Linked DNA regions of Homo sapiens: region 2 is linked to region 1. A link is an interaction called in ENCODE POLR2A ChIA-PET data of the cell type or tissue named here. Cell type or tissue: A673. All regions are shown on one strand. Each heading gives the region's core, and the rest is flanking DNA. Links, peaks and the distances in the headings are about the cores only.

What was found. Peaks named below come from ENCODE experiments on the same cell type or tissue, not always from the same donor. Only the 100,000 strongest peaks of a DNase experiment are listed, where the experiment ranks them.
Region 2: POLR2A ChIA-PET joins it to region 1 with 5 read pairs; 2 of 35 experiments call an interaction of 5 or more read pairs at or near these places.

What each region holds. Positions count from the first base shown.
Region 1 is chr12:29,208,715-29,225,053 of GRCh38, reverse strand. All of the region lies in intron 1 of FAR2 (fatty acyl-CoA reductase 2), which reads right to left. Among named protein-coding and RNA genes, the nearest start is that of FAR2, 68 kb to the right of the region's middle. In A673, for the core only: no CTCF peak of the experiment used is centred there; a DNase peak (open chromatin) is centred at 7,613; H3K4me3 peaks cover 755 bases; H3K27ac peaks cover 2,843 bases.
Region 2 is chr12:28,891,628-28,907,966 of GRCh38, reverse strand. No RefSeq gene overlaps it. Among named protein-coding and RNA genes, the nearest start is that of FAR2, 250 kb to the left of the region's middle. In A673, for the core only: no CTCF peak of the experiment used is centred there; no DNase peak of the experiment used is centred there.

The sequences.
Region 1 (16,339 bases), core at 3,995-11,994:
ATGTTGCCAAGGCTGGTCTCAAACTTGTGGCCTCAAGTTTGGAGGCCTCAAGTGGGAGGCACCTGTCTTGGCCTCCCAAGGTGTTAGGATTACAGGTCTGAGTCACTACACTCGGCTCTAACTACTTGTGAATTCATGTTATTTTTATATGCCTTTGCCTCAAGGAAGGATACAAGGCAATTAATATTCACTTGGGAACTCTTCAACTGTTCCATATAATCATGCATATTTCATATTATTGCAGTAATTCCATTTGCAATTTAAATACACTATTATCTTTTTAAAACATTACATACGTCTAATAAGTCACTGCTTTGGTATGTATAGAATTTGAACATGTCCCATAGAGAAGCCAGATGAAGAAAAAGAAACAAGTAAAATGTTTGTGGAATGAAGGCCCTGTTCCAGTTCGCCCATACCCAGCAGAATAGAACCATCGGCCTTCTGAGTACTTTGAAGTTGATTATTTAATGAAAAGCAAAAGGCAAAAATCTATAGTCAGGGACAAGATGGAATGTATAATCTCTGCTGTAAGTACAAAAATTAAGTTTTGTGTTTTAATTGATTTTCCTAGGCAAATTCAATAAAATGATCAAATGCAATTAAAGTATCATATTCTTCCCTGGAGCTCTCAAGTTCCCTGCTACTTTAATCTATGTTTGAATCCTATATGAAAAGCCTTAGACTATAAATATGCACGAGGTATGCCAAAGTGACACTTGGTGATACAGAAACTTACTGCAGAATTGAATTTCAGAGACTGGAAACAACTGTCTTCCTCCATCCATCCTTCCAACCCCCTCAACCCCAAAAAGTTCAGCATTTCATTTCATGCAGTCATAGTGAACTTGGTCAGTTTTTCTTCACTCAAATGCTTCAACAACTTGCAACAATTATTTGGCTTGGACTTCACAGCACAAGGTGAACCAAGTACTTATTTTTAACCAATGTAGACCAGATTTCTTGATTCTGCTTCACAGAAAATTAGTCATCGATTTCTTAGGATAAATGAGTTCTGCTGATCTACAGTGCAGACCAAGGAAAAGTGTAAATGAGGTAAAAAGACCAGTCTCTCACCCTAAGATTCATTCAGTTTGTCACTCCTGTGAATAACGTTAGCAACAGCTGAGACTGCATTTGTTGCTTGGTTTTCTCTTACCTTTTTGTCTAGTTTCTCTGGCTTCAGGTTCCTCTATGACCAGAATACGAGCTGAGCAGACAATGTAGCAGAAAAATTTAAATTACTTCTAAAGAGCAATGAGAGGGGCTCTCACAGTATCCCAAGACCAGCAGCTTTTCAGAAGAACCTTCAGAAGAATGGTTCATCACACTATTATATCCCCATGCCTGAAGTGCAGCTCACCCCAAGCTGAATTGAAAGGCTCTGTGGGCTGAGCTTACCAGGGACAACTGCAATCATCTTTGTATTGTGAAATCCAAGTAATGTGTTCTAGTCCTAAAATGTTGTCACTGCAGCCCTCAGCATGACAGAGTTTGAGAAACGTAATTTGGTTATCTCTATGGTGATCAGAAATGGAGTATCCAGTCCTTTTGTTAATTCATTCGATCAGCCATTTACCCAACAACAAAAATTATTGATGACCTGCTAAATACTGCACTATGTTTTAGAGATTAAAAGTGCTGAAGATGAAGAATATGACACAGTATATGGACTTCCACAAATGAATGTCATCCCAATTCTCCTACCTACCTCCCAGTTTTATGTGTTTGCTCAGAGAAAGGAAGGAGAAGAGATTTACAGAAGTAGGAATGCACTGTAGTAAACACATCATCTCAAAAGTTATAGTGCTAGGTTCCAATCACAAACCTGACATATTATAATTGAGTAACTTCAGACAAGCTTTGAAACTGCTATGTGTCTCAGTTTCTCTGTCTGTAATCCTGGGATGGGGCTAGTAATAGTACTTCCCTACAGACTGTTAGTAATACCTCCCAATAGACTGTTGGGAGGACTAAGAGATTAAACCATGCAAATGATTCAGGACAGTACCTGGCAAATACTAAGCACAATATAAATACTACAAATATTTTCATTACCCTCTGAGTTTAATCAGATTTCCTAGAATTCATTTGGACCAAATTGTCAGTGTGTGTGCAATTCTGCTAGATAATTTTGTTCTTATGAAGACAGCTGGCGTCAGTTACCTATAATGTCATTATGAGTAATGATGGAGCTTATTTTCCAGGTCTAGAAAAGAACTTGTAAAGTACATATAGCATTCTAAATTGGTCCTTATTAGTGGGTGAATTCAAATTTGAAAGATTAACAAAGACAAAGACTTCCTCTTTGACCCAACTTTAGTCAGGCTCCTCTTCTGAACTAAGCCTTGACATTGACCTCCTGAACCCTGCTTTAGCAAAGAATCCTATTAAGCCAGTTTATTGAGAATTCTCCTCACTCTTGATATCTAGAGTGATATCAAGGTGTCCCATGAAGAATCCAGATGAAGAAAAAGAAACAGGTAAAATATCACTCTAGATATCAAGAGTGAGGAGAATTCCTCTCCTCCTACCCCCTTCCTTGATACCTTAAGCAAGTTCCTCATAGTAACTGTCCATTTTCTCTCCTACTCTAAATCCCCACTTGTCCCTATTTGTATTTGGAGTTGAATTCACTCTCTCTCCCCTAGTGCAATAGTCTTGACCCCTATTGCAATAGTCTTGAATAAAATCTTTCTTGACACTTAAAAAATGTGTTTGAATAATTTCTCTTTAACAATCAAAACAATGAAATATCACTATGATTGAAACATTAGTAAGTCTCTACACAAGGCAATGGGGACAAGTTCAAATAGATTGGAAGAGTATGTAATGCTCAGAGACCGATTTTCTTATAACAGTGAGTGATGAATGTGAAGAGTGGTCGATCATAAAAGAAAATTTGGGCCAGGCACAGTGGCTCATGCCTGTAATCCTAGCACTTTGGGAGGCCGAGGCGGGCAGATCACTCGAGGTCAGGAGTTTGAAACCAGCCTGCCCAACATGGTGAAACCCGTCTCTACTAAAAATACAAAAAAATTAGCTGGGTGTGGTAGTGGGCACCTGTAATCCCAGCTACTTGGGAGGCTGAGACAGGAGAATTGCTTGAACCTGGGAGGCGGAGGTTGTAGTGGGCCAAGATCATGCCACTGTATTCCAGTCTGGGTGACAGAGCGAGACTCCGTCTCAAAAAAAAAAGCAAGTTTGGAAAATTTGAAGCAATTCTCTGAGCAGCATCTGTAATTGTATTTCCCATTAAAAATAAAAGGTTTAAAGTCAACTCAGGATGACCCTAAAGCGAGCTCATTTTCTAAAATTGGTGGTAATAATAATGATATATCATTCTTACGTATATAGCATCATGCCTGGCTGCAGGATTAAATTGGGGGAGAAAACTGGCTTTGAGATAGACCATTTAGCAGGAAATAAAGTGTCTAAAATAATTTGACAAACTTGAAAGACAAAAGAGAAATCGAATAGATGGGGTATTTAAAGTAGTTAAATTTCATTCAGTCTGAATATGTGTGTACTAGAAGGAATTAATAGTTATGATATTTGCATTTTCCAATTGAAAACAATCCTTTAGTTTTCCAAATATATCAGTCAGATTGCAGAAACCCTAACTGGGAGACAGGGAAGAGGTTATGTTACAGTAGGTAGCTGGTCAGGCAAGAGCAGGGTGGGAAAAGGCTCCCCGCCCCGACCAGGAATGTCAGGCAACCATCAGATGATGGTCAGGTGGTTATTACACTTTCTCTAAAATAATAATTGGTCCTAGTCGGCATCAGGGAAAGGCAGTTCTCCCAATAAGTAGAAAAACCTGAAACTGGTGATTAGCTTCCAGATAAGATCTCTGGAGTTGGGCAAGTGGGCTTGAGCATGCGCACTAAGAGGTAAAGCGGCTGATTTTACGGGTATATGACCTTACAGGAATACGCCCCTGGTAAGGGAGTGTTGTTACCAGTTATTGGAGTTGTACGCACGCTCACTTCATGCCTCAAGTGAGCATGCGCACAACTCCAGTAAACACACTGCGCCAGTAGCCCCTCCCAAGCGCTGGCAGCCCAATGTGGATAAGGACAGCCTGCCCCAAGGGAAGAATCGGGGAGAAGGGACACAAGACCCCAGAAGTATGCCAACATATAAAACCCTAAGTCGAAGGTCAAACCATGCACTTGATCTCTCACGTCGCCTGCTTGGCCCTCTTCCAAGTGTACTTTACTTCCTTTGATTCCTGTTCTAAAGCTTTTTAAATAAACGTTCACTCTTGCCTCGGACTCTCACTGTGCCTTTTGTCCCTTGGTCAAATTCTTTCTTCTGAGGAGGCAAGAATTGAGGTTGCTACAGAATCGTATGGATATCCCACTGGTAACATACTTTGGTGCCGTGTGACTGGGATGTTACACTGCTAACAATGAGAGAAAATGTTGATGAATGGAGAAAAAAATGGGCATTTACACTAAATATCATAAACAATTTTTTGTCAGTTACTTTTTAAATAGGTAACCACCATATTTTCTTGAAGTATAAATAGTAAAAAGGCCTTGATTTTAAAGCTCAAATTGTAGATTTCTGCATACTCATCCATTAAATTAATAGAGAAACGTAGCAAGTCATTTAAGAGCACAAATTCCACCTCTCTTAAGGATTACTACAAATTAAAATCTTTCCTATATGCTCAAAGACATTAACCCATAGGATTCCCTATACCTTTTGATTTATGGAAAGAAACTAGACTAAGTCTTGCACTGTACTCCGGGAAAGAGCTTTGAGTGGGTGATGCTCTAAATCTATATCTGACATTCATCATCAGGGAAAATGTAACCAAGAAAGGGTCTGCATGGAGGAAGTGAAAGAGGTCTTAACGAAAAATTGACACAGCCAGAGTCCATTAAAAATTCACCTTGAACGTCAAAGCAAAGCCCTGGGTTCTAGTGCCAGCTCTGTTTCTAATTAGTACTGTGACTACTGCCAGGACTCAACTGGATCATTTGTAATGTGCAGGGATCATAATATCTAAGTACCCCACTAGCTCTAAAATTCCTTGATTTGTAATGGGTAATCAAATACAAAATAAAATAATTGATTTTAAGCACAATAATAAAAGATTGGCTCCAAAACACTTCAGATTCTGGGTTTCTAAATCTGGCTTGAATGTTTCTCTTTTTCATTCAATTTTTCATCCTCAAAAAGGAAAAGAAAAGTTTTCTTTATTTGAGTTCTTAAAAAAACATAGCTTTTAGGATAAAGGAAAACGATGATATCACTTTCCTCCTTTGGGGGTCTTCTGGAAATGAAAGAGCTGCTGTCAGCATCACAGATATGGGCATTGGCAGAATGACTTATATGTATGTAACCAAGCCAGTTTCAGTTTTTAAGCATTTAAATATATCTAAATTTCAATGGTTCCTTCTCTTTTTTTTTTCTTGTCTACTCAGAGTTAAAACACATTTACTATAAATTATTATCAGAAGGTTTTCTCATATCCATGATGCAGATTCCCTAGGTACTCATCTAGGTGCTGATGTACAGCAGTGAACTAAACAAAGTCCCTGTTCTCATGGAGTGTGTCCTCTATCAGACCTGTCCTGCTTTAACAATATTGAAAGTTCCTGTTTATGTAAAAGTATGAGGAAAATAAATACCACCTATGTTATGTTATGATATTGTTCCACTTGCTTCAGGTATTCTTTTCCCCAAGAGAGATTATAGCAATTTACAATCCCAGCAGCAGAGTAATTTTTATTTTACGTATTGAACATTACTTTAGTGTTTACTATGGGCCAGGCTGTTTGATCCTCATATAAATAAATCCTGTGAGGTAGGTAATAATAGTACCTATCTGGGGTATAGAATTCTAACGTGGGCTGGGCACAGTGGCTTATGCTTGTAATCCCAGCACTTTGGGAGGCAAAGGTGGGTGGATCACTTAAGCCCAGGAGTTCAAGACCAGCCTGGGCAACATGGTAAAACCCTGTCTGTACCAAAAATGCAAAAATTAACCAGGCATGGTCTCATGTGCTTGTAGTCCCAGCTACTCAAGACGCTGAGGAAAGGGGATTGCTTGATCCCAGGCAGAGGTTGCAGTGAGCTGAGATGGCACCACTGCACTCCAGCCTGGGCGACAGAGCAAGACCCTGTCTCTAAATAAATAAATAAATAAATAAATAAAATTCTAACACGGAAGGTTTCTATTTTCAGCATTTAAAATATATCATTCCATTATCTTCTGATTTTCATGGTTTCTGAGAAGTTTGCCGTTATGCTCACTGTGCTTTTCCTAAATATAACTTTTTCCCCTTCTAGCTGCTTTTAAGATTTTTCTCTGTATTTTTGTTTTACAGTCATTTTCTAGGTGTTATTTTCTTTGTGTTCATCCTGACTGGCATAACCTAAGATTTTTTACCATGTGAGTTAACATTTTAAAAACCAATTTTGTAAAACTCTTAGTGATTCTTTTCAAATATTTCTTCTGCCCTATTCTTTTTCCTGTCTTTCTGGAACTTCAGTTACACATATATTTGACTGTTTGAGATTGTCCATGTGCTTTTTCATTCCCTGTTCAGTTTTAGCTTTCATTCCTTTCTTTTCTCCTTGCTTCAGTTGGGATCATTTCTATTAATACACCTTCAAGTTCACAGATTCTTTCTCTCTTCTGTGAATATTATATAATCAAGCCCATCTTTTTTTTTTTTGAGACGGAGTCTTGCTCTGTCACCCAGACTGGAGTGCAGTGGCATGATCTCGGCTCACTGCAAGCTCCACCTCCCAGGTTCACGCCATTCTTCTGCCTCAGCCTCCTCAGTAGCTGGGACTACAGGTGCCCGCCATCATACCTGGTTAATTTTTTTTGTATTTTTTAGTAGAGACAAGGTTTTACCGTGTTAGCCAGGATGGTCTGGATCTCCTGACCTTGTGATCCTCCCGCCTTGGCCTCCCAAACTGCTGGGATTACAGGCGTGAGCCACCACACCCGGCCAATCAAGCCCATCTTAATTTTAGATATTTATCATTCAGTTCTACAGTATCATTTTATTATTTATTCTTCCTCCTCCTCCTCCTCCTCCTCTTTGTCTTCTTCTTCAGAATTCCATTTCTTTTTTGGAATTCTACATTTCTTAGTTCATTTTATGTTTCTTTTCTATTAATTTCTTTAACACGTTTGCAATAGTTATTTTAAAGAGCTTTCCTGTGAATTCCAACATTTGTGTCCTCTATGTGCTATTTCTATTGACTAGCTTTTTTCTCTTGACTATGGGTCACAGTTTCCTGTCATAATTATTTATTTTATGCTGGAACATTGTATTTTAAAAAACCATATAAAGGGGAGTAAATATATTTTTCTCCAGAGAGGCATACTGTTTTCTCTGTTAGACAGCTAGGGAGAGTTTAATTACTTCAATCCAATCAGGAACTGAGTTGGGTTGAAGCTGAATTTAAATTTTGGTAAGTTCCAGCTCACATCTGATTTTGAATATCTTTAGGATGAGATGTGTCCTGTGTGTATTATAGGCTTTTTCTTCTAGCTTGACTTTGGATTTTAAGCACCAGGAGTTAATGGAAATCTCTCTCTGCCTTTCTAACCCCACCTCCAGCTTCCTGTACTGCTTCTTCTGGAAACTCAGCAAAAGTCCCATGGGGACAATCAGCAGCTAGGAAGAATCAGCTCTATGTTTTGGGTTCAGTTTTTACTGTTGCAATCTGTCATGCCAGCTAAGATTCTTGGTGTAATACTTGTTTCTCCTTTCTTCAGAAAGGTCTCAAGCCAGATTCTCCACCTTCCCATACCCGGACTGAGCAGATGCCTCCAGGAAAGTGACCTCTAGCATTCACCCATCTAGAAAGGACTTCTCTAAATTTTCATTTCTTTAGACCATTTTTATTTGTAGTTTTTTGAAGTTTTTTAAAAAGTGTATGATAACTTATCTATTTTTCCTACATTCTAGTCAGAATATCCTAATCTCCTACATTTTAACCATGTGCCTGGTAGGGGTAAGTTATACTAAAGAGCCAAAATATTTTTTAAATGTGTCATTTTCTTTTAGTCTTTAAATGCCAGCGATTAGAGAGCCTTACCTTATGACGGATAGCTCTGGTGTTGCATTATTGTTATTCGTTTAGTTTCTTTGGCAAAGTACTGTGAATATCTGAGCACACATCTACCATTGTACACCAAAGTGCTTTGTAGCTCTTTTGATAAAATCTAGTTTCTCCTACGTGATATGAAAAGTTTAATAATTTGACATTATGGAAGCAAAATGCTGGACTTATATTTTGGTATATTTTTGGAAGTCTAAAATATTGAAATGCCTGAAATTAACTCAAAATGCTATATGTTCTGGGCTGTCAGAAAGAAAAATAAAACCCCTGAAAAGGCTAACAGCAGCCTTTTTTTTCAGCTGTTTCTTATTAGCTGCAGGTTGTTATGATGTGAAGGCATAAAGTGCAGTTGATGGGGTTAGGAGATTTGAAAGGTTTTATAATCAGTGGGCGCTCACATGTAAAATTTTGTAGAAGTTTCCCTTTCTGAATCAGGCTTAAAATGACATAGATCCTTATCTCATTGCAGCATCTGCTGTACACATGAGAGCAATAAGAGATTCCCAGAGTCAATGAACCCAAGATCCCCAATCCCCATCAACTCCATGAACTGTGTGTGACCAAAGCCCTAAAGGACAACAACCAAAGGGGAGGAAATTCCTGGTAACATAAAAACATAACAGTATTGGGCAGTATCATTGAAGATACCAGTGAAATAGAGCAGTCATTGGGTGGGACGTTGTAAATAAGACTGCTGAAGGACAGGGCTTTCTAAAAAGGCTTCCCTGAAGAAAATTACCATGGAGGAGCCTGGAGGTAGATAGTGTCAGATGAGAACTGTTTCTAGATTAATTAATTTAAGGTAGTTCCTAACACTCTGGAAATTGTCACAGTCCCATGAGGTTTCAGAGACCAGCTGAAGATCTGGGTAATATCTTGCTTAATCAGAAGGGCAAGGGATTCAGTTAGGGATATAAGTTTACTTCAGCCTGTGGCACAATTTGGGGTGCCCTAACTCAGCCCAGAGAGCTGAGGTAGAGTTATGTTGACCATGAGGATGCAGAAGGGTGAACCCTAGGAGGAGAAGGATTCATAGGGCCATGGTTATATATTTAAAGCTCTCCTTGGACCTCAAACTCAATGAGAGTAAGGGAAATCGTTCTTATACTCTTTTAAAAATAATTTGTGCATATCACATATTCATTCCATTTAATGACTATTTTTGTTTATATATTGATATATTAATTTTATTTATAAACTATAACCACAGTGTGTCTAAGATAGGCCTTGGTGACAGTGGAACCAACATAGAATCTGTGGTTTGGATTCTAAAATATTTAATGATAATTACCTCAAAGTTAAGATTTTGTTAATATGAAGCTATTACAGACATCCTCAAAGACACTGAATTTACCTAAAAGTGCATATTGATAACAGATTTGATTTTTTCCTAACATCTAAATTACTGTTTCCAAGAAAGTGGGATTTTTCTTTATTTAACAGATACGTTTCTTAATTATTTGATCAGTTTCCATGTCAAAAATAATGTACAAATGAAAGATGCCTGTGACTACGGGAGCTTAACCAAAACAACAGACCAAACATAACATCAATATACAGCTTAAGCTCATTCACTCATCTTCTTACAAACATTTCTACATCTTTTATTTTTCTTTCCCTTTCTTTGTTTCTACCTCTTTGTTGGACATACAAGACAAAAGCATGAGGTTTCTTGTTTTTTAAATTTAATAAAGCTTTATGTACTATGGTCTTCATATTTAGCTCAGAAGTATGTATCTATTTTTGTTAATCAAATGAAATGTAAACTCTTCATTATACATCAAGATCCTACATGAGCTGTCTCTCATTACATATCCATTTCTCTCTCATGACTACACTGTAGGTCCTTTAATAATTTTTCTGATTCTTGAACATGCCACAGTCATTTCTGCCTCAGAGATTTTGCCTTCGCTCTTCTTTGAATATTATACTCTTGCACTAGATCTTAGCATGACTGCTTCTTTTATTACATTCAGGTCTCAGCTCACAATTTCAATTTCTCAAGAATGCCTTTCTCACCTTTCTCTAGCCACCCACTAATCTAATTCTCTCTTTCCCTGTCGTCAGTCATATCACCTATGTTCACGTTCTTTATTTTTTTAATTATTATTATTATTATTATCATTTTATTTTCAGATGGAGTTTCTCTCTGTTGCCCAGGCTGGAATGCAATGGTGCAATCTTGGCTCACTGCAACTTCCACCTCCCTGGTTCAAGCCATTCTCCTGCCTCAGCCTCCTGAGTAGCTGGGATTACAGGCACCCACCCCCACGCCTAGCTAATTTTTTTATTTTTAGTAGAGATGGATTTTACCATGTTGGTCAGGCTGGTCTCGAACTCCTGACCTCAGATGATCCACCCACCTCAGTCTCCCAAAGTGCTGGGATTACAGGCATGAGCCACTGTGCCCAGTCCCATGTTCCTGTTCTTATTCATGTTCATGTTCTTGTGTTCTAGGTTCATGTTCTCATTTATTTATTTGCTAAACCAGCTTTCCTTAAATAATGTAAGTTCCACGAGGACAGAAACATCGTCTGTCTCATTACTTCTGTTTCACCAGCAATTAGAACACTTTCTGGCACATGATAGGCAACAAACATGAAGAAATGAGTGAATAATTTTTTTCTCTTCATTTAGAGTGTGTAATGTGCTCCTAGTAAGGCCTACTTTATATGCCTGAAGTCTGGTTAGGAAAAATATTGCATCAACATTTAATCAGCAAGTGGTATTCTCAAATACCATGCATAAAATCACTAAGCAAATCAGAAGAGCAATATTCTTTCAGTATTATTGGAATAACGCATCCAAGCTAAAAGCTTCTTGAAAGACAGGTTGACAAATTAAATGAAAATTGATGACTTGGATGACGAAATGTGCTTAAATTTGCAAGTGTGCTCAAATGTGATGGCATTTCTGAAGGCAAAATAAGAAACTTTGAGGTGTGGATTTGGGGTAACTCTGGAGTGGAACTTCAGATTATATTTATTATTAATCCAAAGCTCTCTGGTGTTTTCTTATACAAATTATTGGTTCTAATCAGACTCCTTCCATTAACTGCCACAAAGTTTGCCATCTTGGGGTTGAGTGGAGCTGGGTAAATTCATTTAAAGGGAAGTTTACTTAAAGGAGGTCAAAGCATGAAGGATGGAGATGGTTTAGGTTGACTGCGGCACACATTTTGTAGAAGGCAACAAAGGGGATAGGGCAAGAAGAATAAGTTGGAAACCAATTACAGATAGACTTAATCTTTTTTTTTTTTTTTTTGAGACAGAGTCTCCTTCTGTCACCCAGGCTGGAGTGCAGTGGCACGATCTCAGCTCACTGCAACCTCCGTCTCCCGGATTCAAGCGATTCCCCTGCCTCAGCCGCCTGAGTAGCTGGGATTACAGGCGTACACCACTACACCCGGTTAATTTTTGTATTTTTAGTAGAGACAGGGTTTCACCATGTTGACCAGGCTGGTCTCAAATTCCTGGCCTCAGGTGATCTACCCGCCTTGGCCTCCCAAAGTGCTGGAATGACAGGCGTGAGCCACCGCGTCCGGCTGATAGACTTAATTTTATTGTACTCATATATGGCAGGGGCCTTTATGATTCAGTGCTCATATGTGCCCTCATTTTGTATTTCTATTAATGTTCTATGGCCTCTGCAGTGAATTTGTGTAGGTTTTACCCATAGTAATTTTATTCCAGTAAGGGCTATTATTAGAGTCCTACTCATCTTCTGCTTGTTGCTACAATAAAACACATGCTAAGGGAGCTGAACTTTGTCACTTTGAAGGAGGAAATGGTGAGACGCCAAATGCTTCTGAATAGGAGACTTACAAGGCAGAGATATTCTGTAGGGATAAATTTGATGGACTACACACTATATATGGGAAGGAAGTTTGAAGAAGGAAAGACCAATTATTATGCTATTGTAATTTTTAGATAAGAGACAACAAAACCTATCCTGTGACTTAGTGGAATGAAGAAGGGATGAATGACACTACAAAGGAAAAATGATAATAATTATTTAGCCCTTATTTTGTGCAAGTTACTCAGCTAAGTATTTTACACGTTATCTTGTTTGATGTTAAGAAACATGCCCAAGGGCATTCAGCTATTAATAGCAGGATAATTCAAACCCAAGTTTGGCTCCTGCAAAAACGATTCTGCTAACCATGAGACTATAGCAACTGGTTATAATTATGGAGAAAGAAGAAGTAGTTAAAAAGAAGTTTAGGTAATAAAACTTGGTAATGCCGTTTTATGGGGGAAAAGGATGAATATCATTTGGATATCTCAAGTTTGCAGTATTGGCTGGGAATGTAGGAGGGCAATTTCAGGAGATGGTGGAAACTCAGGTCTGGGGACCTGGCAAGAATTCAAAGCTGGACACAAATTTGGGGGTCATCTATATATGGAATAGAATATAAATTATGAGTAATTATGCCAAATGATAGGAAAAGAAGACATAAGAAAAGGAGATAAAAGATAGCATTCTGAGTTATTGTAAGTATAGAAGATTTAAAACAGGACAGAGAAGAGCAGTTAGAGCAGTAAAAGTGAAACCAAGGATGGAGGTCACAATCATGGAGTGGAACTACCAAGGACAGTTAGTGGTTAGGGGTAAATGGAATAGAATGGTCAGCAAGAATAAAGACCTAAAATGGGTCACTAGATTCAGCAATTATTTTTTTCTAAAAGAACATATTCATTTTAATTTTAAGGCAGAGGTAGAAGTGGAAGCCAGATTTTTAAGTATTTGCTTTAAGTTGTCTCAGGATTAGATTCATATAATTTTATTGGTAGTAGCTTGATGAATAGGTATTTGTTCTCAAAAAATAGGATAAAATATTTCTGAACGTACTTTGAGAATTTGTCTTTTATTTATTTATTTTGAGACAGAGTCTTGCTCTGTCACCCAGGCTGATCCCTCTGAAGGCACTAGGGAAGGATCTGTTCCAGGCCTCTCTCTCCTAGCTTCTGGTATTTTGTTGGCTCATGACAGCAAAACTTCGTTATTCACATGGTTTTCTCCCTGTGTGTGTGTGTGTCTCTGTGTCCAAATTTTCCCTTTTCATAAGAATACCAGTCATACTAGATTAGGAGTCCACTCTGCTTTGGGATGACCTCGGCTTAAGTAATTATATCTGTGACAACAGTTATTTCCAAATAAAGTCACATTCTGAGCTACTGGGATTAAGACTTCACCATATGAATTTTGGTAGAACATGATGCCACTCACATAGCACCATCTTTTTCAATCTATTTTTTCTGCAGCTATGATTTTTCTACAGCTATGAAGTTACAGGGAGTTGATTCTCTCGTAAGTCACCATTGCAGCTCAGTAACTTAAAGGGTCAGTTGCTCGCTTATGATGGCACAACTACTGCAATAGGAGCAGAAAAACCTGCATTCTGACCCTGAGCCAACCAGTTACTAGACATGCACTGAATTTTTCTGAATATAGTTTTCTAAACTTGTTGATATACTTAACTTGCTAGGATAGACTTATGTGACAACATTATGATCGGTCAAATATAATAATGTATATGCATTTCATAAATGTAAAGCACTCTTTAAAGTCTTAGAAAGAGGCTAGGAGGAGCTTATCTGTCTTTTTGACTGGGTTATGTAAGAACACCCACAAGATATTCAAGATATTCTTTTTTTCTTTTTGAGACGGAGTATTGCTCCATTGCCCAGGCCGGAGTGCAGTGGCGTGATCTCCGGTCACTACAACCTCCGCTTCCCAGGTTCAAGCAATTCTCCTGTCTCAGCCTCCCAAGTAGTTGGGATTATAGGTGTGAGCCACCGCACCTGGTCCACAAGATATTCTTAAGAAGAAGAATGCAACTCAGCAGAAGCCAGACTAAAAATCAACCCTACAGAGATCAGTTTCATGAAAACCTACATATGGCTAATATATATATATGCACACACACACACATACACACACACACTATAGGCATGAAAGTAGTAAATGACTCTCCCACTTATAAGAATGATATAGTTTTTTTTTTGTTTTTAAGACGGAGTCTCACTCTGTCACACCCAGTACAGTGGCACAATCTTGGCTCACTGCAGCCTCCGCATCCCGGGTTCAAGTGATTCTTCTGCCTCCAGAGTAGCTGGGACTACAGGCCCATGCCACCGCACCCGATTAAGTTTTCTATTTTTAGTAGAGACGGGGTTCCAGCATATTGGCCAGGCTGGTCTCAAACTTCTGACCTCATGATCTGCCCACCTTGGCCTCCCAAAGTGCTGGGATTACAGGCATGAGCCCAGCCAATACAGTTTTACAAGAGTTAAAAAAGAAATCATATTTGGAATGGCCAGCTTAGTCCTCTGCCAACTGGCATCACAATGAATATGTAACAGAAAGCCTAAGTCACTGCGGAATATTCATCTATTCTTATTGCCAGAATCTCTACTGTTTTTATATACATAAATATATTTTTACATACAATAAGGCCAAACCACTAGCAACTGAAGACATGGCTGGCCACTTATGGCATAGCTCTTCCTGACGACATGCACCTCTGGTGTGAGGTGGCACAAAGAACCTGGGCTTGGAAATCAGTCTTGAAATAGACACTTGCAAGGTCCCGACTTTGGATAGTATTTTTGAGTTTCTGTTACCTTGATTAGAGTATCTTAGAGTAAACACTGATAAACTGTCTAGCTTGTGATAATAATTGCTTTTTTTCTAAAACAGAATTAATTTAACTAATTAACTAATAAATATTTAATTAATTTATTTTGAGAGAGGTTCTCACTCTGTCACCCAGGCTGGAGTGCAGTGGCATGATCCTAGCTCTGTAGCATTGACCTCCGGGGCTCAATTGATCTTCCCACTTTCAGCCTCCAAGTAGCTGGGACTACAGGTGCACGCCACCACACCCGGTTGATTATTTTTATTTTTATAGAGACAGAGGTCTCCTTATATTGCCCAGGCTGGTCTTGAACTCCTGGGCTCAAGCAATCTTCCTGCCTCAGCTTCCCAAAGTGCTAGAATTACAGGTCTGGGTCACTGTACCCTGCCTAATAACAATTGTTATGATGCTGATGAGATGAAGTAAGAAAAGCATAAGAAACCATAAGAAATTAAATGAATTGCCAAAGTCACAAAATTAGTGTATGTAAATGAGTATTGTGAGGCAGGGCTGAAATTAAAATCAGCTCATCTGCTTTTTAGTTCACTATTCTTTCTTTTACGCATTCTTTTATTCTTTCTTTTACACACACAGACACACACACACACACACACACACACAGAGCAGACATCCTTCTTTGTAGCAGAAAAGAGTTGACATATTCTTACAAACTAGTGGCAAGGAAGCAAGCCCACAATATTCATTTCTACACAGCCAGCCTAGCAAACCCATCTTCCAGTTTTCCTCCAGCAGAACTGGAATTTCAAGGGCCAGCAGTAACTTCTTCCCAGGGTCAGAGGCAGTGAAATCACCACTCCTACTACTGACCCAACCTGACCTTTGAAAACTATTAAATGCTATCTGTCCTAAAGGAAGACACCACTTTATGAGCTGAACAGGTTCAGTTCTAGAAGACTTGGAGCCCAAGATAGTCCAACCTCAAAATCAATACATTGACGATTGACCTGATGCATCTTATCTAAGGTAAGAAAGAAGATAGTGAGAGAAGACTTTAAGCATAGGAATACACTTGTAAAATCAAAAGCATCTCTAAAGGCAATAACTGCTGAAAACACTGATGCCAGGGGACAGCATTTTGTTACTCATTAAAGTATATGATCTCTCACCTTCCTCTTTAGCTGGAAACATTATATGACCCTTGGACTCTTCCAGTGAAATTCCCCGTGGGTCTTCTTATTGCTTTTCCTGTGTAGTACTTTTTTTTTTTTTTAAGATTAGTTCAGGTCTGAATTACCTCCTGCCTGAATTTCTGCAATAGCCTCTGAGCCTGTCTTCTGACTTGCCTCGTTCTCCCTTTTGAGTAGTCTGTGTGTCTTCATCAGACTAAACCACCTAAAGCAGGTTGGTTTCCTCACATTAGCTTCTATTTTGCCACACCGAGGTTGCATTTTGCCATTGGAACATTCTCCCATGATTTTGCTCATTTTCCCCGCACTACTAAGAAATAAAATCCTACTCATTAGTCCAATTCTAGGTTTCAGATAAACACTCCAGTGCACACAATGATTTCCTTTTCAGAATGTGTCCTGCAGCTGTTGTAAACATCTCTCACTTTAGCATTCATTTACTCTCTAATTA
Region 2 (16,339 bases), core at 2,851-10,850, 320 kb after region 1:
AATGACTCAACCATTTTACATGCCACCAGAAGTATATAAAGTTTCTCATTTCTTCATATTCTTACCAACACTTGTAGTTGTCTGTCTTTTTTATTATAGCCATTCAAGTGAGAAGTGTTACCTAATTGTGGTTTTGATTTGCACTCCTTAATGACTAATGATGTTAGGTATCTTTTCACATGCTTTTTGTCCATTTGTATTTCTTCTTTTGAGGAATATTTGTTCAGATCCTTTGCCCATTTTAAAATTAAATTATCTTGTGAAGAAAGTATATTCTGTTGTTGTTTGGTGTAGTGTTCTATAGATATCTATTGGGTTTAGTTGTTTTATGGTGTTTAAATATTCTATTTACTTATTGGTGTTTGTCTATTTCCACCCATTATTAAAAATGGGGTACACGGCCAGGTGCGATGGCTCACACCTGTAATTCCAACAATTTGGCAGGCTGAGGCAGGTGGATCACTTGAGGTCAGGGGTTCCAGACCAGCCTGGCCAACCTGGTGAAATCCCGTCTCTCCTAAAAATACAAAAAAATTAGCCAGATGTGGTGGTGGGCACCTGTAATCACAGCTACTCAGGAGGCTGAGGCAGGAGAATCACTTGAACCTGAAAGTCGGAGGTTGCAGAGAGCCAAGAGCACATCATTTCACTACAGGCTGGGTGACAGAACGAGACTCTGTCTCAAAAAAAAAATGGGGTACTGAAGTCTCCAATTATTATTATTGAATTATCCTTTTCTTCCTCCGTTTCCGTCAGTCTTGGATACGTGTAATTTGAGGCACTCTTGTTAGATACATATGTTTGTAATTGTTATTTTTTTAATGTACTGAACCTTTACCATTATAAAATGTTCCTCTTTGTTTCTTGTAACAATTTTGTTCTAAAGTTTGTTTTCAATATTGGTATTATAGCTACTCCAGTTTCCTTTAGGTCAGTTTACATGGTATATATTTTTCATCATTTCACTTTCAACTTATTTTTAGTTTTGAGTATAAATTGTATCTCTTATAGATGGCATACATTTGGAACATTTTATCCTCTCTGCTGATCTCTGCCTTTTGATTTGAGAATTTAATTTATTTATATTTAATGTAATCGTTTGATAAGGTAGAAGTAATGTCTGCCATTTTGCCATTTTTCTATATGTCACATCTTTTTTGTTCTTCAATTTCTCTATTTCTGCCTCTCTGTACTAAATATGTATTTTCTAGTGTACCATTTCCATACCTTTGTCATTTCTTTACTATATTATTTTGCATTATTTTTTATTGGTGCCCTGGGGATTGCAATTAACATTTCAATTTTTAATGATCTAGTTTAGTTTAATACCAATTTAATTTCAATTATATACAAAACTTTGTTCTTGTAGAGCTTTGTTTCTCCTTCCTCCTTTGAGTTATTATTATCATACAAATGACATCTTTCAACATTCTGTGCCCATCAACTTAGAGTTATAATTATTGCTTGTAATTGCATTTTAAATCAGATAAGAAAAAAAGGGTTACAAAAATAAATGTATTCAAGTTGTTTTTATGTTTATCTATGGAGTTAACTTTATTGGTCTTCATGTTTCTCCATGTGTAAAGTTCCTGTCTTGTGTCCTTTTATTTCAGCCTGAAATAATATAATATTAACTCCTTAGTATTTCTTGTAAGGTAGGTTTGATAGTAACACATTTTCTCGGTTTTGTTTTATATTGGAATGTCTTAATTTCTCCATCATTTTTGAAGGATAATTTTGCTGGAAATAGAATTCTTGGTTGATGAGGAATTGGTTGTCAATCTTATTAAAGATGTTTTGCACGTGATGAATCACTTATTTTGCTCCATTAAAAATTGTTTTTGTATTCATCTTTGACAGTTTGGTTATGAAGTGTCTAATTGTGAATCTCTAAAGTTTATCCTACTTAGAATTAGAATTCATTGAGTCTGAGATCTATAGATTAATATTTTTCAATAAGTTTTGGAAGGTTTCAGCCATTTAAAAAAATAAAATAGCTCCACTTTGTGGTTTCACTTTTCATGATTTCACGTAAAGTGATCAACTGCAGTCCAAAATACTGAATAAAGAATTCCAGAAATAAATAATTTATAAGTTTAAAATTGCATGCCATTCAGAGTAGTGTGATAAAATATTGTGCTGTCCCACTCTTTCCTGCCTGGGATGTGAATCATTTCTGTGTTCACCATATCCATGCCATATAGAGCACCCATCTATTAGTCACTTAGTAGCTGTCTTGGTTATTAGATTGACTATTGCAGTATTGCAGTGCTTGTGTTAAGGTAACCCTTGCTTTATTTAATAAAGGCCCCAAAGTGTAATGGTAGTGATGATGGCAATTTAGATATGCCTTTTCTTTTCTGGATTTTGGATGATGTTTCTGTGCTGAGGATAATAGGTGTCAAAACCCTGCACATTCTAAAATAGGTGTTTGGACTCACAATGGGCTACCAGCTTGGCCACTATTAGTCTTTGTGGTGAGATTATTAGTGGTATTTTCCTCCCTAGACATTGAAAAGACACATATCTCAGATGTGTCATACTCATACATCATATTCAGATATGTCATACTCAGAGTATGAGTAGTTCTTGTCAATGAACTGTGATCAGAAGAAAAAGAGACATTTGTCACTTCCTGATTAAGGCAATGGGGTACTTTATGTCTTTTCCTGCTGTAGAGAATCTGCAGACACATTTTGAAATGAAAGAGCCACCAAGTGGTTAAATCTCTATCTGCTTGGGTCTTGGAGTAGCTGTGTAGGTCAGGGTCTCCAGCTGATTGGTATTAGACATAAATCATAAGTGAGAGATGCATTTGTTCTATTAAGCTTCTGAGTCTTCAGGATGGATTTGTTAGTATGTCAGACATAGACTGACATAGCTTCTCATTCTCCTCCAAACTATACAATGGGAATCAAAACTTTATTAAGAGGTTGGTAGAATAGAATAAATGTTTTTGGAAAATGTTACATCTATGCTTTTCAGTTTCTTCATTTTAACACTAGGGCTGGAATATAGAGTAGGAAATCTATCCCCAGACCCCAGTTAAGTAGGTAGTTTTCCTACCATTTTCTTCAGAAAACCATTCGAAATCTCAAGAGGTGTTCCCTAGCATTTGAGTAACATAAGGACTGGAACCTAACTCATACTGAAAATAAAAATATTTAAAGGCAAGAAGCTGGCTGAAGATGTGCCCAGTTGTAGAGTGGGAGGAAAGAATTACAGAGGAAATAAACATCTCCTTCACCACACCTGGGGAAAAGTCAAGTATATCCCATGGAGTAGAGATACAAAACCTACAGAAGAGAGCCAAAATTGAGTCTTGAAATTGGTCCTACCCCAGTGGTCCAGTTGGGGTTGAGAGATAATCCTAACAGAAATAATTTCTGAGGTAGAAGTGTGGGATTTAGTGATCAAGAACCATGTTGCAAGGGCTATCCATGGGAGACATATCCTGAATCAAAAAACTGTAAATATTTATCCTTCATAGTGTAGGTAGAGTTGGTCTAACAATAATCACAAAACTCCTTACTGGAAAAAGAATAAGCTTTAAAATTTGAATTCAAGATTAAAACTGTTATACAGATTGGATTGCAATTTTAAATATCTGAAACTTGAGAATATTTGTTGATTTAAGAATAGCCTGGAAAAATTGAGTCAGCTCAAGATTTTATCTAAGTGCATTTAAGAACAACTCAATAGAATGGGTATAAAAAGGAAATAGTGGCAAAGAACAAATGTACTTTCTGCTTATAATTTACTGAGTCAATGCCTTTAATCAACTACTTACAGTGACACGGGAGCATTTGGTATGCATAAAAATTGCAAATATTTTGTAAGACTGAAAATAGCCATATAAAAGCTATATGTATATATGTATACATACTTGCTAAGGAGTATATAGGTGGAAGTGGAGCACATGACCAGATTTGCCTTTTAGAATATCATTCCTTAAGAAGTATGAGGTAAAATTGAAAGAAGTTATGTCTCAGAGTAGAATGACCAGTCAGAAGGCTGTTGCAATTTTCTAAGCAAGAGCTACAAGAGCCAAAACTAAGTTAAAAAATTTTGAATTAGAAAGAAAGAGAAAATTCAGGCAATATTTGGGAGGCAGAAGACATGGCTTGATTATCAATTAAATATAGTGTGTGGAAAGAAGATTTGAGCTCATACCAAGAATTCTGTCTTAAGATGTTTACTAGATTGCAGAACATCTAAGGAGAAGAAATGTGGATAGAAGGAGAATTCAGTTTGTATTAGATTTGTGGTGCTGGAGTTGCCCCTGGGATATTCAGGTGGAGCTAGCTATACAGATTAGAAGTCCAAGGGAAAATTCAAGACAGTGATAAAAGTTGAAAATATAATTGCATTTGCTTTTACCTACCAAAGCTATGGATGTCATAGGACATAGTCCTAATGAGATGTAATTGGAAATTCGCTGGGTAAGGGATTCAGGAAAGTGTAATTGATTGAGAAAGATGGTTGTCATTTCCTTTGTCCTTCTGCCCTTTGCTACTTCCCCTTTCCTTCTCCTACCTGGAATGAGATCATAAGATCTGCAGATTCAGCAGCTATTTTGTATCCATTGGCAAGAGAAGAAGGACAATAGCCTGCAAGCTGGGCTTAGAAGAAAAGAAAAATGGAAAGAGACATAATCTCTGTTGATATCACTAAAACACCCTAAATTGATTAACTCAGTGTTTCTTCTTTACAGGATAAATAAATCCATAAGTAATTAATCCATTATTGATGAGATTATTGATGAGATAAATAAATCTATAAGTACTTAATCCATTATTTACAATATTTTATATTGTTGAGAGAGGAATATAGTCAAAACTAATATACAAGTTATTAGCTCTTAGATGGTAGTTGAACAAGATCATGACTGTAAATGCCCAAGGCACTGAACCAAATATTTGGGAGATATTAACTTACTTGTGACATTCTACATATGTTGAGTTGCCATATGTGTTGGTCTATAGCCTTCTGACTGGTCATTCTACTTTGAGATATAACTTCTTTCAATTTTACTTCATACTTCTTAAGGAATGATATTCTAAAAGGCAAATCTGATCATATGCTCCACCTCCACCTATATATTCCTTAGCAAGTATGTATACATATATAATATAGCTTTTATATGGCTATTTTCAGTCTTACAAAATATTTGCAATTTTTATGCATACCAAATGCTCCCGTGTCACTGTAAGTAGTTGATTAAAGGCATTGACTCAGTAAATTATAAGCAGAAAATACATTTGTTCTTTGCTACTATTTCCTTTTTATACCCATTCTATTGAGTTGTTCTTAAATGCACTTAGATAAAATCTTGAGCTGACTCAATTTTTCCAGGCTATTCTTAAATCAACAAATATTCTCAAGTTTCAGATATTTAAAATTGCAATCCAATCTGTATAACAGTTTTAATCTTGAATTCAAATTTTATAGCTTATTCTATAACAGTCTCACCTTGCTATAAAAACACATCTGAGAATGGGTAATTTATAAAGAAAAGAGGTTTTATTGTCTCACAGTTCTATGGGCTGTAGAGGCTTCTGCTTCTGGGGAGGCCTCAGGAAACTTATAATCATGATGGAAGGTGAAGGGGAAACAATCACATCTTCAAATTGCCAGCAAGAGAGGGAGAGAGCAAAAGGCGGGGGGCGGGGAGGTGGCAGGAAATACTACATACTTTCAAACAACTGCATCTCATGAATGATAACTCACTATCCTGAGAACAATAAGTGGGAAATCCACCTCCATGATCTAATCACTTCCCACCAGGTCCCTTTCCCAACATTAGGGATTACAATTCAATATGAGATTTGGGTGGGGACACAGAGCTAAACCATATCATTCCACCCCGGCCTCTCCCAAATCTCATGTCCTTATCACATTTCAAAACACAATCATGCCTTTCCAACAGTCCCCCAAAATCTGAACTCATTCCAGAATTAACTCAAAAGTCTGAATCCAAAGTCTCATCTGAGACAGGGCAAGTCCCTTCTGCCTATGAGCCTGTGAATTCAAAACCAAATTACTTACTTCCAAGATACAATGGGGGTACAGGCATTGGGTAAATATTACATTTCTCAAACAGAGAAATTTGCCAAAACAAAGGGGCTACAGGCCCCATGCTAGTTTGAAACCCAAGAAGACAGTTATTAAATCTTAAAGCTCCAAAATAATCTCTTTTGACTCCATGTCTCACATCCATGCAACACTGATGCAAGGGATGGGCTCCCAAAGCCAGGTGCTGCTCCACCCCTGTGGCTCTGCAGGTTGCAGCCCTCCTGGCTGCTTTCACAGGCTGGTGTTGAGTGCCTGTGGCTTTTCCAGGCACATGGTACAAGCTGTTAGTGGATCTACCATTCTGGGGTCTAGAGGAAAGTGGCTGTCTTCTCACAGCTTCACTACGCAGTGCCCCAGTGGAGATTTTATGTGGGGGCTCCAACTCCACATTTCCCCTCCTCACTGCCCTAGTAGAGGTTCTCCACGAGGGCTCCAGTCCTGCAGAAGACTTCTGCCTGGACATCCATATGTTTTCACACATCCTCTGAAATCTAGGCAAAGCCTGCCAAGCCTCAACTCTTGCCCTCTGTGCACCCACATGCTTAACACCATGTGGAAGCTGCCAAGGTTTTTGGCTTGCACCATCTGGAGCAGTGGCCTGAGACATATCTGGGGCCTTTTTAGCTACAGCTGGAGCTGGAAGGGCTGGGATGCAGGGCTCCACGTTTTGAGACTATACAGAACAGCAAGGCGCTGGGCCTGGCCCACAAAACCATTTTCCCCCAATTTCCTCCCCAGAAAATAGGTTATTCTTTTCTACCATGAGGTCAGGCTGAAAATTTTCCAAACTTGTATGCTTTGCTTTCCTTTTAAATATAAGTTCTAGTCTCAGATAATCTATCTATACACACATATGAATGCATGCTGTTAGAAGCATCCAGGCCAAATCTTGAAAGATTTGCGGCTTAGAATTTTCTTCTTCCTGATACCCTCATTCATCTCTCTGAAGTTTAAACTTCCACAGATCCCTAGAGCAGGGGGAAAATCTGCAAGTCTTTTTGCTAAAGTATAGCAACAGTGACCTTACTCCAGTTTTCAATAAGTTTCTCATCTCCATCTGAGACCTCCTCAGCCTGGACTTCACTGTCCAAATCACTATCAGCATTTGGTCACTACTATTCTACAAGTCTCTAGGAAGTTCCAAACTTGCCCTCATCTTCCTTTCTTCTTCTGAGCTCTTCAAACTGTTCAACCTCTGCCTATTACTCAGTTCCACAGTTGCTTCTATATTTTCAGGTATCTTTATAGCAATGCCCCACTTCTCTGGTATCAGTTTTCTGTATGAGTTTATTCTCATATTGCTCTAAAAACATACCTGAGAATGGGTAATTTATAAAGAAAAGAAGTTTAATTGGCTTATGCTTCTATGGGCTGTATAGGCTTCTGCTTCTGGGGAGGCCTTAGGAAACTTATAATCATGGTTGAAGGTGAACAGGAAGAAAGTACATCTTCACATGGCTGGCAGGAGAGAGAGAGCAAAGATGGGGAAGTGCTACACACTTTCAAACAACCAGATCTCTTGAGAACTCACTATCACCAGAAAAACAATCAGAAATTTGACCCCAAGATTCATCATCTCCCACCTGGTCCCTCCCCGAACATTGGAGATTACAATTCATCCTGGAATTTGGGTGGGGACAGAGTCAAACCATATTACCATGTAAGCCAAAAAATATCAGTGTTGTGTCATGATGGAGCAAATGAACAATTAAAGCAAATAAGCCTGAGAGGTCAAGCAAGATTGCCCTAGTCATTCATTAGTTTACTAAATTCATTCCACAGTAGTGTGTCAGGCACTCAAAGCTCAGTGAGTGGACCCCTTGGGGGCAGCTGCAAGTGGCAAAAATTCTTCTACATGGATTCTCTTAGTCATTGTGGTTGTCTTCTTTGTAAGCTTGTTAAAATATACTCCTACTCTCTTTGTTTTTATGTCATATTCTCTTAACTTCTTAACTTCTGGGGATTTCTTAGTCTTGAACTGAAGCCTCCTTGCCATATGTGTTTCAATGTCACAGAAGCAACAGAAGCTGTCTCTGTTTGTAAGAGAAAAGGTAGCTGTGGGAGTATTTAACCATCTTATGGGTAAACTTTGTCCTCCCCAAATTCATATGTTAAAGTCCTAATCCCCAGCACCTCAGAATGTGACCTTATTTAAAATAGGGTAATTGAAAATTTAATAAGTTAAGTGTGGATGAGTCATGCTGGAGTGGAATGGACCTCTAATCCATTATCACTGGTGTCCTTATAAAAGGGAGAAATTTGGACATGGACACACATGCACACACACACACACACACACACACACACACACACACAGAAAGCCATGTAAGAATAAAGGCAGAGACTAGGACGATGTTCATTTATGCCAAGTGTATTAGTCCATTTTCACACTGCTGATAAAGACATATCTGAGACTGGGCAATATATAAAAGAAAGAGGTTTACTGTACTTACAGTTCCATGTGGCTGGGGAGGCCTTACAGTCATGGTGGAAGGTGAAAGGCATGTCTCACATGGTGGCAGACAAGAGAAGACAGCTTGTGCAGGGAAACTCTCCTTTTTGAAACCATCAGATCTCATGAGACTTATTCAATATCATGAGAACATCATGGGAAAGACGTGCCCCCATTATTCAATAAATTCCCACTGGGTCCCTCCCATAACATGTGGGAACTCAAGATGAGATTTGGGTGGGGGACACAGCCAAACCATATCATTTTATCACTGGCTCCTCCCAAATCTCATGTCCTCACATTTCCAAACCAATCAGGCCTTCCCATCAATAACTCAGAAGTCCACAGTCCAAAGTCTCATCTGAGACAAGGCAAGTCCCTTCTGCCTATGAGCCTGTAAAACAAAAGCAAGTTAGTTACTTCCTAGATACAACGGGGGTATAGGCATTTGGTAAATGCAGCTGTTCCAAATGGGAAAGATTGGCCAAAACAAAGGGGCAACAGGTCCCATGCAAATTTGAAATCCAGCGGGGTACCCAAATCTTAAAGCTCTAAAATGATCTATTTTGATTCCATGTCTCACATCCAGGTCACACTGATGCAACAGGTGGGCTCCCATGGTTTTGGGCAGCTCCACCCCTCTGGCTTTGCAGGGTACAACCTCTTTCCTGGCTGCTTTCATGGGCTGCCATTGAGTGTCTGTAGCTTTTCCAGGTGCGTGGTGCAAGCTGTCAGTGGATCTACAATTCTGGGGTCTGGAGGACAGTGGCCCCCTTATCACAGCTCCACTAGGTGGTGCCCCAGTAGGGACTCTGTGTGGGGGCTTTGACCCCACATTTCCCTTCTGCACTGCCCTAGCAGAGGTTCTCCATGAGGGGTCTGCAGCAAACTTCTGCCTGGGAATCTAGGCATTTTCATATATCTTCTGAAATCTAGGCAGGGGTTGCCAAGTCTCAATTCTTAACTTCTGTGCACTCACAGGCTCAACACCATGTGGAAGCTGCCAAGGCATGGGGCTTGCACCCTCTTAAGCAAGAGCCAGAGCTGTACCTTGGCCCTTTTTAGTCATGACTGGAGCAGCTGGGATGCAGGGTACCAAGTCCCTAGACTGTACACAGCAGAGGGACCATGGGCCTGGCACATGAAACCATTTTTCCCTCCTAAACCTCGGGGTGTTTGATGAGAGGGCCTGCCACAAAGATCTCTAACATGTCCTGGAGATATTTTTCCCGTTGTCTTGGTGACTGACATTTGGTTTCTCATTACTTATGCAAATTTCTGCAGCTGGCTTGAATTTCTCCTCAGAAAATGGGATTTTCTTTTCTATCACATTGTTGGGCTGCAAATTTTCCAAACTTTTATGCCCTGTTTCTCTTTTAGAATGAATGCCTTTAACAGCACTAAAGTCACCTCTTGAATGCTGTGCTGCTTAGAAATTTCTTCTGCCAGATACCCTAAATCATCTCTCTCAAGTTCAAAGTTCCACAAATCTCTAAGGCAGGGGCAAAATGCTGACAGCCTCTTCATTAAACATAACAAGAATCACCTTTTCTCCAGTTCCCAACAAGTTCCTTATCTCCATCTAAGATCACCTCAGCCTGGACCTTATTGTTCATATCACTATCAGCATTTTTGTCAAAGCCATTCAACAAGTCTCTAGGAAGTTTCCAACTTTCCCACATTTTCCTGTCTTCTTCAGAGCCCTCCAAACTGTTCCAACCTCTGCCTGATACTCAGTTCCAACGTTGCTTCCACATTTTCTTTTCAGTTATGCTCCAGTCCTGGTACCAATTTACTGTATTAGTCCATTTTCACGCTGCTGATAAAGACATACCCAAGTCTGGGCAATTTGCAAAAGAAAGAGGTTTCTTAGACTTACAGTTCCACATGGCTGAGGAGGTCTCACAGTTGAAGTGGAAGGTGAAAGGCACACCTCACATGGCAGCAGACAAGAGAAGAGAGCTTGTGCAGGGAAAGACCCCTTTTTAAAACCATCAGATCTCATGAGACTTGTTCATTATCACATTAACAGCACAGGAAAGACCTGCTCCCATGACTCAGTTACCTCCCACCGGGTCACTGTCCCACAACACGTGGGAATTCAAGATGAGATTTGGGTGGGGACACAGCCAAACCATATCACCAAGGAATGTAATAGAATTCCAGAAAAACACCAGGAGCTAGGGGAGAGACATGAAAAAACTTCCCCTCACAGCCCTCAGAAGGAAGCTACCTGTAGATACTATGATCATAGGCTTCTGGTCTCCATATCCATGAGCAAATAAATTTCTGTCGTCCAAGCCATTCAGTTTGTGATACTTTGTTATAGCAACTCTAACAAACTAATAATTAGGGGCCCATGTTGCATTGCGTTTATATTTCAAAACTGAAATCATTAATGGTTTTCCTCTTGATGACTGGGTTGGAAAGGTTGATTTAATCCTTTCTTTAAAGTGTAGTTCAACATTCATTTATCTCTTTACTCATTCTACTGGATTCTCAGAGTGTGTGAAAATGAACTGCTGTAGAGGTTGCATGGTTTTGATGAAACATTTATGCTCAGAATTAAAAAGGACTGTTTCAATACTATCTCTTTCCTATTTAAAGCAAATAATAGGGTTTAGTTATCATCAACTTAAATTGAGCAGAGGGTACATTCTAGAAGAAGCCTGGTAGAGGGGTGTGGGAGAGGAAGTTTGTGTTGTATTTTGGAGTTTATGATGAGTATTGATTTAGGTCATAGAGAGCTAGATACAATTTGGAAAGGATGAGAACAGAAGTTTAAGACTGTGATATCACTGTACTTTATGCCAAGTAAGGATATTCTGTCCTCTTTAGAGAACAGTATGACTGAAAGAGGGGTTCAGCCAGTGGTCATCTGCATCAGAGCAATACCAAAAACAACCTGGATTTAAACACACTGTACAGGGCCCAGCCAGACCACAGAACCATCTTCGCCTGTTTTCATATGGATGCCTACACCATGCACAGAGCCATATTAAAGAAAAATAAATGACAATCTATCTCTGCTGTAATTTAACACAATTCAAGCCACATTTATTAATGCTTCCGTATGGCATGTATGGTGCCAGTTGTATGAATATGAATAAGTCTTGGGCCATGCTTTATTCGGTTCACAGTCTGGTTAGGAAGATCAAAAAGTCTTCATGAAATATGTCAGACTTGACAATATATCAAGAACATGAATCAAATCTTATTGGTCTTTATATTCCCAATACTTACAATAATGCTGTGGGGGGAGTATTATTACGCCAAGTACTCAGATGAGAACATAAGGGTCACACAGCTGCCAAATGTCAGAGATGAGATTTGAGCTATTGGCCCATCACTATATAATCTTCCTTGTAACTGAAATGGGGGGAGTCTGATGGTTTGTAGCCAGGGAAATGGTGTGTTCTGGCTTGTTTTCAGCTAGGTGGAAAAAAGATTGGAGGGTGGCAACTTTCTACCAAGACTATCTAAGCCAAATTCACAATCAACTCAGAAAACACACATCTCTGATACTCTAATTCTATTAAATTGGTTTGAAGAAAGGCATTTGGTTTATAAATGCTGAACATATAAACTTTTGGTATCATTGAATGTAGAAATAATCCACATAGAAAATGCATGTATTCGTAAGTATTTTAAGTTAATATAGGCCCATGGACATATATCTGGAAGTAAGATTTTTTTTACAATTCACCTTGTTTTGTGCCTTTATCCCATAGGGCTTAATTCCAAAATCAGGCTACAAAAACACAGGATTGAAGTATCATTTTTTAATGGAGGTTCTAACAAAAAAGTAGGACTTTTAAAGTCTGTATCCTCAAACACAACATTTTACCTTCTAAAAGAGCCCTAGACTTTAATGTCTTAAGTCTCATTTTGAAATAATTACTGTCCTGTGCTTTTATTCACAGATCAGAATGCTCATATTGATAAGTGGTAATTCAAGAGGACATTTGGCTTCTGGATGTCAAAAGCTGCAAAAGGAACATATTTTGAAGTGCTTTCAAAATGTTAGTAATGAAACTCTCTGCCTTTCACCTTCAGCTTGCCACGAAGCCAACTGTATTATTCCAACTAACCAACTTCCTACAAGTCTTCACAGCTCACCCACACCCTCAACAATCATAAGAACACAACAGGTATTGGAAATAATTAGAGGTGAAGAAAATGAGAAATCTTTTTAAATGTACTTGTAGCAACACTACAACCTGAGTGGTGACTAGACCTTTCCCAACAGGCAAACTTTATTATTCTAGTTACTTCTTTCAGAAATTATGTTCACATTCTGTTTTGTCTTTATTGTTCCCAGGGAAAGGAAAAAATACTATATATGGATACTTTTTCACATATCCTCCTTTTCCCCTAAAAGACAGTTGATTTTAAAGTTGTATTATTATTTCTTATATTGTTGCTGTTACTATTGTTATTGGTAATGAAACACACCGTTAATCTGACACCCTTTAAAGTCACGCCTGGTAAGGATTTGCAGACACACATGGAAAGACACAGTGGCTCCAAAGTTCTATGACTACACAGTAAGCACTAGTAATCTCTAGTCAGGGGACTGGTGGGTGAAAGGAAGAACTTAGAATGAAATCTGTGTTATCAGTCACTTTTTTCCTTAAGAGAAAGAAACAAATGAAACCATGAAAAGAATGACAGCAATGTGTTATTATTTTGTGCCAGTTTAATAGTATTTTGGCCGTATAAAGAAAACTGTGGCCACTTATGTTTCATTTCCACAAAGAGAAAGACAGCATTTCCTGGGACACGAATCCTGGAGAAATAGTTCCTTGGGATAATAATAGGTATTATAATGAAAAAACATATGAGAAGTTATTGTAAAGGTTTCAACAAAATTAAATGGATCTCATTGGGACAGAACTTCTCGGAGTTTTTAATATACTAATATGCATTATGACACTACAAGAAAAGGGTTTAGTATATAGCATTTCCAAAATTCATCTTTTTTATGGAGCATGCTTCAAGACCAGTGTTCTTCAAAATATGTTAGTGCTCATAACAGAAGATATTTCATTTTGGTATAAGAAATGACTTTACACTATCTCTTGAATCAAAGATGTTACACCATTGATATAATTGAGATTTACTTTGGCTGTTAGCATATCAAATTTTTTCATGTTCTTTTCATAATCTCTATAGACTAATGTCTCATTCAAATGCAGAGGGTAGAAGACATAGCAGCTGGTTGTGTCTTTATTTAGCTGGCTGCACCATAAGTTTTATTATATCTACAAACAGAGTTTATAAATATCTAAAAGGTTGCTATGGTCTTTCGCTAGCAATGGCCCCTGAGGGAAGGACAAGAAATAATTAAAGCAGGAGGTTTAGGAAAAATCATTTTAAAAGGCAGATCAGTTTACTGAAGGACCATGTGCACTCTGCCAGTAAGGGAGGGTTGTAGTTCCATGTAACTTGCTTTGACATCTTAAGAGTGACTTTACACTATATTTTTAGATGAAAGTTCTGTGTTGGGTGATGTGTTCAAACAAAAAATATGGAACACATGGCAATTGGTAAAAATTTGTGAACAGGAAGGTTGACATTTTTAAAGAGGTCCTACCAACAGATTGGAACCCCAACCATTCCAAAGAATTGTGGCAAAATAAAAGGAAGACTCTTGTTATACGATGACCTTCTCTCTTAAAACCTCATTAAGAATATATCTTCTTCTTTCAGCTTTCCAGGAGATGGTATGTATGCTAACAAAAACATTAGGAATTCAAAAGTTGATGTGTTCCCAAGTAGTAACAATTTCCCAAGGAAATATTCCCAGAGTAAACATTTCCTTTCCCAATGCATTCCACAAAGCATCTTTAGAGGCTTTTAAAATTGTATTCCAAGGTTTTTGATTAAATGGTCATGCAGAGTGTTGAAATCAGTTTAGGAGAGTGAGAGGCTAAAGAATAATTTCGTAACTTAGAATCTAGGCCTCCTGGGAATTAATGTTTCCGTGATACAGTCTTCATTCTTCTAAAGGGATCTATTGCTTTTAGTGTATCTTGAAAAGCATATGAAATATTTAAACCAGTTTTACAGTATATTAATACTCTTCTTTCATACTCCATGCATTTGAGAAGAAAGACACTCAATATTTTAATTTTTTTTTTGCTTCTCTTGTTCATGAGGCTTATTTCAGAGGCTTTTTCCCCCAGAATCTTTACTATTGACAGACAGATCTGCTCAATATTTTATGCTCAACAATATATGGTCACTGGCTCCCAATCTGTAATAAATCATTTTTCCTAAGCATAGAATACAAGAAAATTATAAAAAAATATATCATGAACTTACTGGGTAGAATACCAGTAAAACTCAACAATGACAAAAAAAATCAGGCTTAGATTTTTAGAATATGAGAATTAGAAAGGAAATTTGGTATTAGGTAGTTCAACTATCATTATACAGCAAGAAAACTGAACTTTCCTGAGATTAAATGAGTCTTCAGCAAAAATTAGTTAGTTTCAGAGCTCTCTTGTTTTTCAGGCTAGTGGATTTTTGATAGCTCATTTGACTTCGATTTTGACTTTGACTTTAATAGACTTTGACCTATAGTATGTTTGCTCTAAACCTACTTTAGCTATAATTCTTCACTCCACTCCCAAATTCTCAGAATGCTTAAATAAAATTATTCAATTATTTTATTAAAACTACAGTATTGGGTCTACTGGCATAAACCTGTGTTCTGCTTATATTATCCTAATTAAGCTTGGAGGGATCAGCCTGCTCAAAATAATACCCATACACAGGCCCTTTTTACAAATTATTATAAGAAGAGTTCTTCCTCTGTCTTTATATTCTGGCCAACAGAATCCTAAGAAAAGTGTTATTTGATTCACTCAGGTTCAGATACTAGTGACTAAAAACAAGTGTACTTAGTCTCTCAAGACTTTATGTAAATTTTAAAAAGACTAAAGCAATATTGTGGAATATTTTACTTTAGTTTAAACATACATGCATAGTACATACAATAACTGTGAATGTCAAGAACTATCAAATCCCCTCACTAGGGGAAGATTAGACATTTAACTAGGAATGGGAAAATGTCTCTCCCAGTTTGTCTCTGCATCTTCTCTATCATCTCTCATATTGATTCTTTATTCTCTACCGATTCTTTTTTGTTGTGACATATTTTAGCCAAAGACTCATACTGAGTCACAGTGTTGCATATCAGGTCCTCCATCATTCTTTCATTCAAAGATGTAATGAGTGCCTATATGGACTAGGTAGTGGGGATAATAAGGTGAACAATTTACACATAGTCCTTAATCTCAAGGCATTCACATTGTAGTGAAGTATAGAACTTGAACAACTCAAAATGTATAGATTTTCCCACTGAGATCAGTTTCATTAACTTCTGCATTTTTAGTGGTCTGTTAGGGACTTGAAACTCCATCTAAAACACACATTTATGGTTCTATCTCTCCACTAGGGAGATCTAATAAATGAAATGACTAAAACAAAAATGAATTCCTTTTTTTTGAGTTTGGAGGAAATATTTTGAGCTCACTTTTTCATTTTCAAGACTTACTGTTAAGTTCATTGAAAGCCTTCATTTGCAAATAATTACATAAAGTGAAAGGTAAAGGAGTAAATCAGTCCTCTCACTTTTAAGCTGCCTCCTATTAAAATTTACCTTTCAAAATGGTTGACCTTATGGACATAAAATTAAGCCTCATTTATTCAAAGATTACTTAGAAAACTCTGCTAACTGATTTCCAAGTACCTGGAAGAATGCCTACTAACAGACAAAACTGATTTTGTGGTCTCTGTGCCAAA